2 separate regions of the Homo sapiens genome follow, and region 2 is linked to region 1. Evidence: read pairs that join two places in POLR2A ChIA-PET (ENCODE). Cell type or tissue: GM12878. All regions are shown on one strand. Links, peaks and the distances in the headings refer to the core of each region. The heading gives the core; the rest is flanking DNA. Region 1 overlaps LINC00970 (long intergenic non-protein coding RNA 970). Region 2 has its middle 110 kb from the start of LINC00626.

Region 1 (5,227 bases), core at 1-5,000:
GTGTTTGGGGATCCCCTCTCTGGTTCTTTCCCTTTCAGAATTTTTTCACTATCTTTAGTGTTTATGGTTTCCTGACTTCACTTTTTTACTCCTCAGGCCTGAAAGATTGCAAGTTGGTCATATGTGCTGCTGGTACATGGGCACTGGACTTAGTCCCAGTCAAAAGCCCTGAGACAGGAACTTATTTGTTCCTGTCTTATATAACATATTTGTTCTATAGTCTTCCCTCTCCAAGCACATCTGAACACCAGAGTCTGTATGCTCCTTATGGCCAGGTTTTGCAGTGGTTTTCTGCATGGATAGAAGAAGTGTGGGGTAGTCATTCAGTAGGGTTTTAGTTCATCATACCTGGAAATAGAGCCCAATTTTGTTTTAGAATGTCAACATTTATGATAGGCTGGGAATTATATCTTCTGCCAACATTTAGACTAATGAAGAAAAGGTTTAGATATCAATTTTGTAATGTATATAAAGGTACTTTTTGTTCAGAATTACCTGAGGCGTATTATATCAGAAACCTCTTATGGGCCATTTCAGATCCTCTCAGCCTCTCTCAACTCTTGGTCCAGCTACCATTACCAGCTCTGCCTGGGTTCTGACCAATTTCATACAGGTGAAATCTGACAGTGTTTCATTGTGTGACTGTAACCAAGTGCCTCTTGCATCCCATCTTGTTGACAACAAGGCATGGGAATGTCGTAGGACCCAAGATGGAGCCCACATATGCATGATCCAGATTTGGGGGAAGTTAATTCTCTGTAGGACGAAACTTTGACAGATTTGAAATGGAAGCCAGTAAATAAAGTTACTTTCTCCCCTGAGAACCACTGTCCTACAATGCAGTCATCTGACTTTGCAGAGCCAGTCCAACAGAAGCAAGCAAGCAATTGTCCTTAGTAGAAGCCAACTGAATAATGCATTGACTTGTTGGTTTCCCATCTTCCCTGGCTCACACTCTTTTTCCAACACTCTTTTTTCCTCAGGATGACAACTGATATAGTAGCAGTACAGAAGCCCTTTGCCTCAGGTTCTCTTTTCTGGGACACCCAGGTTAAAAGAGAAGTACAAGAATTCCACTGCTGTCCTATGGACACAGATTCAATAACCCACTTATCACATCTGATTCCTTGTCTGCTGACCTCTCCTGGGCACTGTGACCTATGGTAATTTAACCAGCCCAGGCTTGCACTTCTGTCGAAACTCACTCAAGTTTCAATGATCCACTTTGTTCCTCAGGAGGGATTTGATATCCAACCTGTGACTTTGCAGGAAACAGAATATATTCCAGGCCCAGAATTGCTAGAAGGACTACTCCCTAAAGAAATAGTAGACCCTGGAACTCTGACACTTCAGTCTTTCTTTTTTCTCCTTTTCAAAAGTGTTCCACTTCTATCTTACTTATGGGGCAAAGAATAAAGCAACTCTGGTAAACATACCAAAAAAGGCAGCTGGCATTCAAACTACACCTTCCATCAGACAAGCTCTTCTTAATACTTCAGCAATTTTCTGTTCTTGATCGTGTGAGTTTAAATAGCTATGTTCAGCTATCATGTTGATGGGACAAAGAAAAGGACTAGAACCAATGAGTGAACACTAAGCAGAAGCAAACTGTACCCCAGTATAAAGAAAAACTTCCTAACAATTGGTGGAGTTAAACTAGTAGAGCACACAGAATGACTGCCCTACAGAAGAGTAAAAGCCCTGTCTCTGGAGGTCTCAGTGCAGAGGCTATATAACCACCTGTTTGAAACATTGATGTTCAAGTTTGAGCCCCTAGCAATTCTAATTCTATAGTTTGAAATTGCCTGAGAATTTGCATTTCAGCAAGTTTCCAGGTGATGCTAACAATGCTGGTTCAAGGACCACACTTTGAGAACTACTGTTGGGATGTTCTGTAAGGTAACCCCCAAACTGAGAGACAGGAGAGAGTAACCATTAAGACAAAAAGCTTTAAAGTCAAATTAGACCTGGGTTTGAATCTCAGTTTGGTCATATACTAGCTGTGGAATTAGGCATGCTATTAACCCTCCCTAAGCCTGCTTCCTCATCTGTATAATTTGAATATAGACACAACTTACTTCATAGGGGAATAAGGTGGGGAACAAATATATCCAAATCAAGGTAGCCATTAATATTAGCCTTCGTCACCTGCAAGGAGCCATAATGTGCCCTCATACGTGGCAATCATTATCTAATTATCATCACCCTAGGAATAAAGGACCTTTCCTTTTCAGGGTAAGAACACCCATATCCAAAGTAGAAGCAGGACCACCAATCCACAGCAAGAATCTATACCACATATGCCAAGAAATAATATTGGGCAGCATTACTTTCCCAGGAACATTATATTAGCAAGTAAACATCACCACAATTAAACTAACTTTCTGGAGAACCATGGCTTCTTCTTTGCTAGCTAATACCATAACCAAAAATCACCTCTCTACTCAAGAAAGTCAATATTAGCCACTAAAAAGGAATCATTGTAACCAAACGGGGTTTTCTAAAAAAAAAAAAAAAAAAAAAAATTATGTACTATATCAAGATACTGCACAAACCAAAATTTTCCTTTGCAGCGGAATAATTCAATGAAATCATTCTACATTTGACATCACTGGGCATTCCAGGCAGTCCTGGGAGCCTAAACACATCTCTTTTCACTGTAGAGGAAAACTTCAACAAATTGAATTTTTCAATCATATCCTTTAAGTGTCTTTGTCTACTAAATTTCCATGCCAGTCTTTCGAAGCAGGAGAAGTGAATTGAAGATTCATTTCCCACACAAGTGTCTCATCAACAGCATGAAGGCAATCCCCTGTGAACCCAAAGAGGTCATTTGACTCATATTCTAGGTTTCAATAAACCAGAGCATTTGGAGAGGTAAGGCCTCAAGGGACATAGAAAACAAAAATGAAAAACAAAAGCTGGCTCCATAAAAAATAAGACCGAGCAATACAGGTCAACTCTTACCTTACAGTTTCTTGCTGAAGCACACAGACTGGAATTCTTCTCTTCCATGGAGTCCTCCCCATTCCTGTGGGGTTCTGGCAGCTGACAGAAGCCTTCTCCAAGACATTATCTCCAGGGAGATGGAGAAGGTTCTGGGAACTATTAATGCCTGAGAGACTGACTCCTGCTACTTTCAAAGGCAATTCGGCCAAGAACAGGGAAATCCGGCATCCATTGATCAAACACTGCTTGTGCACTAACCATTTGTCAGACATGATGGCAGGAACCTGTGATCTGAGGAGGAAACAGTCCCTGGCCCTGCCTTCAGGAGGCCCAATTATGCATAGAAGCTTCTAAAGCACATTTGGTTCCCAGAGGCATCAGTTAGGGAGATGGAGGGTTCTGTGTGTCTTTTTAGAAGATACTGGGAAGCCTGAGAGGTGACCTCCCAGGCTCCACACAGCTCTCTCACTGATTTCCAGCACAACAGAGGTAAAAACAGCAGCAATAGCCACTCCAGTTTCTCCCTTAGGGCCTTGAAGAACGACAGCTACCTGGAGATTTCTCTTCAGGTGGCACCTAAGGTGGAGCCGCCCAGCCCTGCACATCCTAGGGAACTAGTCACCTAGGAGACAGCATGAAAGGGGCCAGCAAATTGGGTCTTTAATAACCTGTGGGTATTTCCACTTCACAAAACTTAGAGGCCAGAGGAGCAAGTGAACATAATATCTCACATATATCTAACACTGTGTACTTTACCAAAGGCCTCTGTGCCCAACTAAAGAAATATTTATGAAGCATTTAACAGAAGTCAAGTAATGTGCTGGCACTTTCGGATCTATTACTTTGTTATAAATTTGATACTCACCCTGTTGGCTAATTATTGTCAGAACTGAATCAGAGAAATTATGAGTTTGATACAAGTTCAAATTTCTCAAAAGTGGCAGCAGAATTAAATATTCTGGCTCTATTAAATCTCCTTTGTTCATTGTGTTGCCTCCAAGCCCCTTGCCCACAGGCGGCCTAAGAGGTGAACATCGCTTTAGAGTAAATGTCATTAATAGTTTGAATCTCATACTACAGCCTGAAGAAATGGTGAGGGGAGCTAACATTGACTAAGCACCTCGTGTGTGCTGAGCCCTTTCATATGCTACCTGCCATGGGCTGAACTGTGAGCCCTCCATCTCTGTACGTGGACGCTCTGATGCCCAGTAACTGGGAATGTGACTGTATTTGGAGATGGGGCCTTTAAAGAAGTAATTAAGTAAAATGCAGCCATATGGGTGGGCCCTAATCCAATATGACTGGTGTCCTTATAAGATTAGGACATAGACAACACACAGTCCGAGGAGCAGCCATGTGAGGACACAGTGAGAAAGTGGACTTATGCAACCTGAGGAGAGAGGCCTCAGAAGACATCACACCTGCCAACACTTTGTTTCTTGGGCTCCCAGCCCCCAGAACTATGAGAATATAAATTTCTGTTGCTGAAGCCACCCAGTCTGTGGTATTTTGTTATGGTAGCCCTGGCAAACGAATATATTACGTCATTTTATTTTTATAGTATCTCTATAAAAATAGGCATAATGTCCATGTTCAAGATGATTGACCAGAAGCTTAGAAAGGTAAAGTAACTTTACAAAGGTCACAGAGCCAGGAAACAGGAAAGCCAAAACCTAATTCTAAATTCTCTTTTTTTACACCCTACCTGGCCTCTCAGACCACACTCCATTCTAGCCCAGAAACTTCCCCTGTGCCTTATTCCAAAACCCCTGGCATAGACATTCCCCTGAGAATGTCAACATTCCCAGAGAGCATCACACAGGAGCCTGTGCCGAGAATTTCGAAGACTCTAGACTGGGCAGGCTGCTTGAGTAAGATGAGATGCCATGCTAACTGCAATATTTCTAGAAAGGCAAGGAGGAGACAGACTTCTCAGCCCTTCTTTGAACCACAGGCTTTTAAGTTAAGGAATTTCTCACGTCTTTCTTTTGAGGAGAGTTTACCACATTTTCTGGGTTCATAAGACTCAACTGATAATTGTGATTTTTAGCTGGAAAATCTCCCAGATAGCTCTTTGCATATCTGCTTGCTACCTAATCAACATTAGTATGGCTGCTGAAAATACTCAATTTGCAAGTTACATGATCCAAATGTGCAAAATAATAACGATAATAACTTTCTTTACTCTTCTGTAACTCAACTTCTGTTTTATGCACCAATTCTGCCTATTGGCAGAAACTTGATCACGTCCCCTGAGGTAAAAACACTGGTCACTTCA
Region 2 (5,501 bases), core at 173-5,172, 110 kb before region 1:
ATTCTTGGATGCCACAGCTCTCACCTACCGCATAGAGGCTTCTTGACTGCACCCTGCCCCTTCCCTCATGCCTTTAGAAACACTGCATAGCAGTGACCCCTGGGTGAAGCCCCTGTCACCTATGTAAGATCAGGAGGCAAAACCTTCAACTGATGACTTGGAGGATAAGAAGGAATGAGAATATGTTAAACTCAAAGTCATTGGACAGGATAGCAGCGAGATTCACTTCAAAGTGAAAATGACAACACATCTCAAGAAACTCAAAGAATCATACTGTCAAAGGCAGGGAGTTCCAATGAATTCACTCAGATTTGTCTTTGAAGATCAGAGAATTGCTGCTACTCATACTATAAAAGAACTGGGAATGGAGTAAGAAGATGTGATTGAAGTTTATCATGAGCAAATGAGGTCATTCAGTAGTTTAGGTATTCTTTTATTTGTTTTTCTTTTCCCTCAATCATTTTTTTATTTTTAAAATAGTTCTTTTGTAATGTGGTGCTCAAAATGGAATTGAAAACTGGCACTCCATCTCTTTAAAACATCTGGTAATTTGAATTCTAGTGCTCATTATTCATTATCATTTGCTTTCATTGTGCTGATTTTTGGTGATCAAGCCTCAGTTCCCTTCGTATTGCCCTCTCCTTTTTAAAAATTACATGTGTGCACAGAGAGACCACCTTTTTTAGGACTATGCATTTTCAGGCTTGTAGCAATAAGTAAGATCGACCAAGGCAAGTGTTTGTAAAGACTTCCCAATTGGCCCTAAAGTTCTAGCATGTGATTGCTTCACTCCTGGACTGTGACTTTCACTGGGAGATGTAAGCTTTTCAGAGAACTGAACTGTGGAAAAATGACCTTTCCTTAACTTGAAGATAGCTTTAAAATTAGAGTCTAGACCAAAAGAAGAGGAATAGCATATTGGAGTCAAGATGACAGATAAGGTGAGAGTAATGACTAACTCCAAAGATGGCTTCACTGAAAAGAATGCATTTTAAGATCTAAAAAATAAAAATCTTGTCAGAAGATTCCATCATCCTGAATCATAAATCAGACAATGTGACTCTCTTCCTGTCCTCAAGATCCTTCAACATAGCCATTGGAGGAGTATGATTATTTTTTAGTTATTGAAGGATTGTAAGGTAAAATAAAAGATGAATGGATGAAAATGGCTAGAATTTTAACATTGAATAATAAAATCCAAACTCGTTTGACAGTATACAAAGACATTTTTGAGCTCTTTGTCAACTTTCCCAATTATATCTCTCCACTTAGTCTTCATATTCTATGCCCCAGCCAGACTGAAATATTTGCAATTCCAAGAAAGTTCCACATGCCATCTTTGCCCCGTGCTGCTGCTCAGGTGAGTCTCTGTGTCTCCTGCTTAGTTTTTAGTTTTATTTATTAATAACCTTCCAAAAAAAAAAAGTCAATTAGTTTTCCCAAAGCTACGTGATCCCTCAAGAACCATGTGCATTTTTATATTACTTATCATATGGCATAATATTCTTCTACTCATTTGTCTGTCTCACCAAGTAAATGTTCCTTGTGAAAATACATCAGGCTTTACATCTTATATCTCTTTCATCTTTGAATCCATCACCAGCACCTAGCATAGTACCTGGTTAAAAGAGACTATCCAAAGAGTTGAAAAAAGAAAGAACAGGTAGATTATTCAAAATATTTGTATTTCTGTTTCAGTTATTTATTGTTGTTATAAGCCATCCTAAAATTTAGTGGCTCAAAAGAGCAATTTATTATTATCTCTTAAAGTTCTGTTAGGTTAACTGGGTTGAGCTGAGTCGTTCTTGCTCAGAGTCTCCCAAGTAGGTGCTAACAGATGGTGGCTGGGGTTGGAACCATTTGAAGGCCCAAATGAGTTTTATGGTCAAGATAGCTATACCATATGGCCAGTTATTGATTGGAAGTTCTGCTGAGACTGTCTCCTGAAGCTTCTATATGTGGTCTTTGGATGTGACTTGAATTTCTCACAGTATGACTGAAGTGTTTCAAGAGCATCCCAAGAGGAATGTTCCATGTGGCCCAGGGGAAAGGTGCAAGGTTTCTTATGACCTAGGCTTGGGAGTGCTGTAATATCATTTCTGCTTGATTGTATTGGTCAAACAAAAACTGAAGATCAGTCCAGATGTCCAGATAACAGGGGAGGGAAATTAGACTTCACCTCTTGATTTGGCAATTGTGCATATGTGCAGGGAAACAAGACACTGATGGTGGCCATCTTTGGAAACAAACTATCATAATTTGGAATGACAATTTTAAACAAGACATTAAAATGTGCTACTATCCAAGACCTTTTCCTCCATTTGGCTATTTCACTCTTGAGAAGTATTTCCACTTATGGGATAAACAGGATTATGTGAAAAGATTATCAATGAAGTACCTATCATTTCATCTATTCTATAAAAAGTTTGAACCTGAAGGTTAAAATAAGATTAGGAAATGACTTACGTGTTTCCATTGTCGTTTCACTCTTAGATGGCCCTTATAAACATTTGAGAACTGATGATAATACAAACCAGCCAATCCTCAATTTTTCTCCTTTTGACTTTACAATTCTATCATTTTGATCTAAAAGATTAAATTCAGAAAACACATTTCTTTTAGAATATTAATTCCTGTATAACTGGAACTTTTTCCTTTCTATAGTTTAAAATTACCTTCACTGCTGCCAAAAGGTGAACAAGTATCTATTGACTATGACAACAAAATAATACAGTGCTCTAGTAGTGACAGAATTATGTATTTAATGTCATTTATTTTTCATTTGGGAGTGAATTATCTAGTAGCCAGTGAACACTTCTCTGGTATAGAACATAGCTATTTAATTTTAAGATGAAAAGTAAAGAATCCATCATCCACTGAATGAGAACATATTAACACTTGGCTGTAGGATGGGACTAGATAGAAATGTGTTGCAATTGTAAAGGGAGAAGAAATAACATTTAAAACAGTCACTCTTTTCTTCTAAAAGAAATGGCCTAATTCAATATCAATTAATCTGTATAGTGCTTACTTTCCTTTATGCCAGAGAAGCGAAAGAAGAGAAAGAAAATTTCAAAGTTTCTGCAATTCTTCAGTGCCACTGAAATGTGAGATGGGAGTTGGTGGCTCATGCTAAGCAGACACCGAAGAGTCCATGGACAGGAGAGCACGAAGAAGAAAGATGAAGGTTCTGCCTATCACACGAGGACAGGGATCCCTCTCTTCAGCAAAGTGTCCCACAACTTGGGTAGCACCTGGTCATCTTTCATGCTTTGTCTCATCCCTTACTTTCCAAAATCCTCTTCAGCTTCTCTCTTCTGTGTTAATAGGGTGGAGACGTGGACAATGTAGAAAAGGATGTGTATCAAGGGAGGGGGCAAATAATGGGCTGTGTGAAACCCCTCCATCATCTCAAGCTTTCAGCAAAGTCTACCACACAAGCAAATGTCTTGTGTGAGTGAAGTTCTCAGGGGTAAAGAGACTGTGTTTCACATCTTGGACAATATGGTGCAGAAACAGCATTTGAGGAACAGCATATGCAGCAAGAAATGTTAAGGGGCATGTAAATATCATACCAATCACCACTTATTCCCTCCCTCCATCCTCCCTCTCAAAAGTACTTTTGGAAAGATTGGGAGGGATTCAAGGCTACTACAGCTTACAGGTTAGGGTTGAAATAAATCTCATTTTAATCTCAATAAGCAGGACAACTCAATCTACATGTAGCCTACAGTTTTTATTTAGATCTAGTTCTCTTAGGCTTTGTATTCCTAGAAGGCAGAGATTTGGGGATAATTTGCCTCTGATTCCCCATGCTTTGCTTACTAAAATGTATATACATGCTAAATGATGTTGTAGTTGCTAGAAGGAAGGAAGGAAGGAAGGAAGAAGGGAAGGAAGAGGAAGGAAGGAAGGAAGGATTTTATAGATTCTTTAAATAACTAGACAGAGAGTTTTTACTCCAAAGAGCAATTTTGAGCTCCAAGATACTAATTTATAAAAGATAAAAATAAGCGTGAAAAAAGTTTTCTATAAGTTACCGATGACAAATTTTAATTTTTAATTATACCAGGGGAAAGAAATGTCAGAGGCTCTTTTTAGTTAGGCAAGTTACCAAAGACATAGGTTATGAATAAATATTAATTGGTCTAGAGCTAAAATAAATTAGGTTAAGATAATTCTAAAAATGTTTATGTTAACAAAGACTCCAAACTAAAGCCCATCATGTTTATGCAACATTTATGCAAATATTTACAGCCTTTTCAATAGATAGTTTACTCCTGTGATATTGGAGTTTGTAAAATAATATTTTGCATGCAAATTATTTTATAGTTGGTTTATATAAACAGATTGGGGTTGGCTTGGTATAGCACTTGGGCTTATCTGTAGAGCAGCTATTAGAGCTATATACGGTTTTTGCTATCATCCAAGAACGTTACCTTCAATTAGTGAACGATATGACCCCAGTGGGATGCCATCTACTCAGGAGCATTGTAAAGCACTTTTAGATTTGACAATGGCCCCATAGAACTCACTCAATAGGATGGGCTGTACTTTAAACTCATAAAGCTCAAGGAAGAGAACACAGCTTCCTTGCGTTGAATCAATGGAGACAGCAGGTGCCAAAAGAAATTCAAGACTCAATGTACACATGAAATTTTTAATAGCATTACTTTCTATAAGGACAATAATGCTAAAGAATGAGTCAAGGCGGCCGGACGCGGTGGCTCACGCCTGTAATCCCAGCACTTTGGGAGGCTGAGGCGGGCGGATCACGAGGTCAGGAGATCGAGACCATCCTGGCTAACACGGTGAAACCCCGTCTCTACTAAAAATGCAAAAAAAATTAGCCAGGCGTGGTAGCAGGCGCCTGTAGTCCCAGCTACTCAGGAGGCTGAGGCAGGAGAATGGCGTGAACCCGGGAGGCGGAGCTTGCAGTGAGCCGAGATAGCGCCACTGCAGTCCAGCCTGGGCGAAAGAGCGAGACTCTGTCTCAAAAAAATAAAAAATAAAAAAAAATGTTTAAAAGAATGAGTCAAGGCAAGGTCATCCTTATGAAGATATCAAAACTACCCGCTCCAGATTAGTCTCTGTAAAATCACTTTTTTAAAAAGTTTATAACCGATATAGTTAATACCCCTCTTTCTTGAGTGCCTCAAAATTCTGCTTTTGATTCAGAAGACTTCTATGTCAGAGTTGCTTGTGTTAAGCTGCCCCATTTATTTTTCCTCAGCTATACTATATATTCCATCTCTTTCTGTGCTCTTAGACCCCAACTATTCTCTATTTCTCTAGATCATACCCAACCTTCAAAGAAGGTCCAGTCTCCCAGTCACCTCCTTATACTTTTCTCCAACACTGCCACCCTTAAGTGATTATTCCCACCTCCCAGTACCCATAACTGTCTGTGTCATTCATTAGTCATTGGGCAGAAGGCACGTTGTAAAGTAAGAATCTCAGCTTAAACCTAGGTGATGATCGCTGCTTTAAGACTCCCTGCC

What was found. Peaks named below come from ENCODE experiments on the same cell type or tissue, not always from the same donor. Only the 100,000 strongest peaks of a DNase experiment are listed, where the experiment ranks them.
Region 2: POLR2A ChIA-PET joins it to region 1 with 10 read pairs; 2 of 35 experiments call an interaction of 5 or more read pairs at or near these places.

The regions. Positions count from the first base shown.
Region 1 is chr1:169,009,794-169,015,020 of GRCh38, forward strand. All of the region lies in intron 3 of LINC00970 (long intergenic non-protein coding RNA 970), which reads right to left. Among named protein-coding and RNA genes, the nearest start is that of LINC00970, 75 kb to the right of the region's middle. RefSeq lists enhancers at 2,725-2,794, 2,905-3,014. In GM12878, for the core only: no CTCF peak of the experiment used is centred there; DNase peaks (open chromatin) are centred at 168, 2,518 and 2,808; H3K27ac peaks cover 958 bases.
Region 2 is chr1:168,898,015-168,903,515 of GRCh38, forward strand. It overlaps the pseudogene SUMO1P2. Among named protein-coding and RNA genes, the nearest start is that of LINC00626, 110 kb to the left of the region's middle. In GM12878, for the core only: no CTCF peak of the experiment used is centred there; no DNase peak of the experiment used is centred there.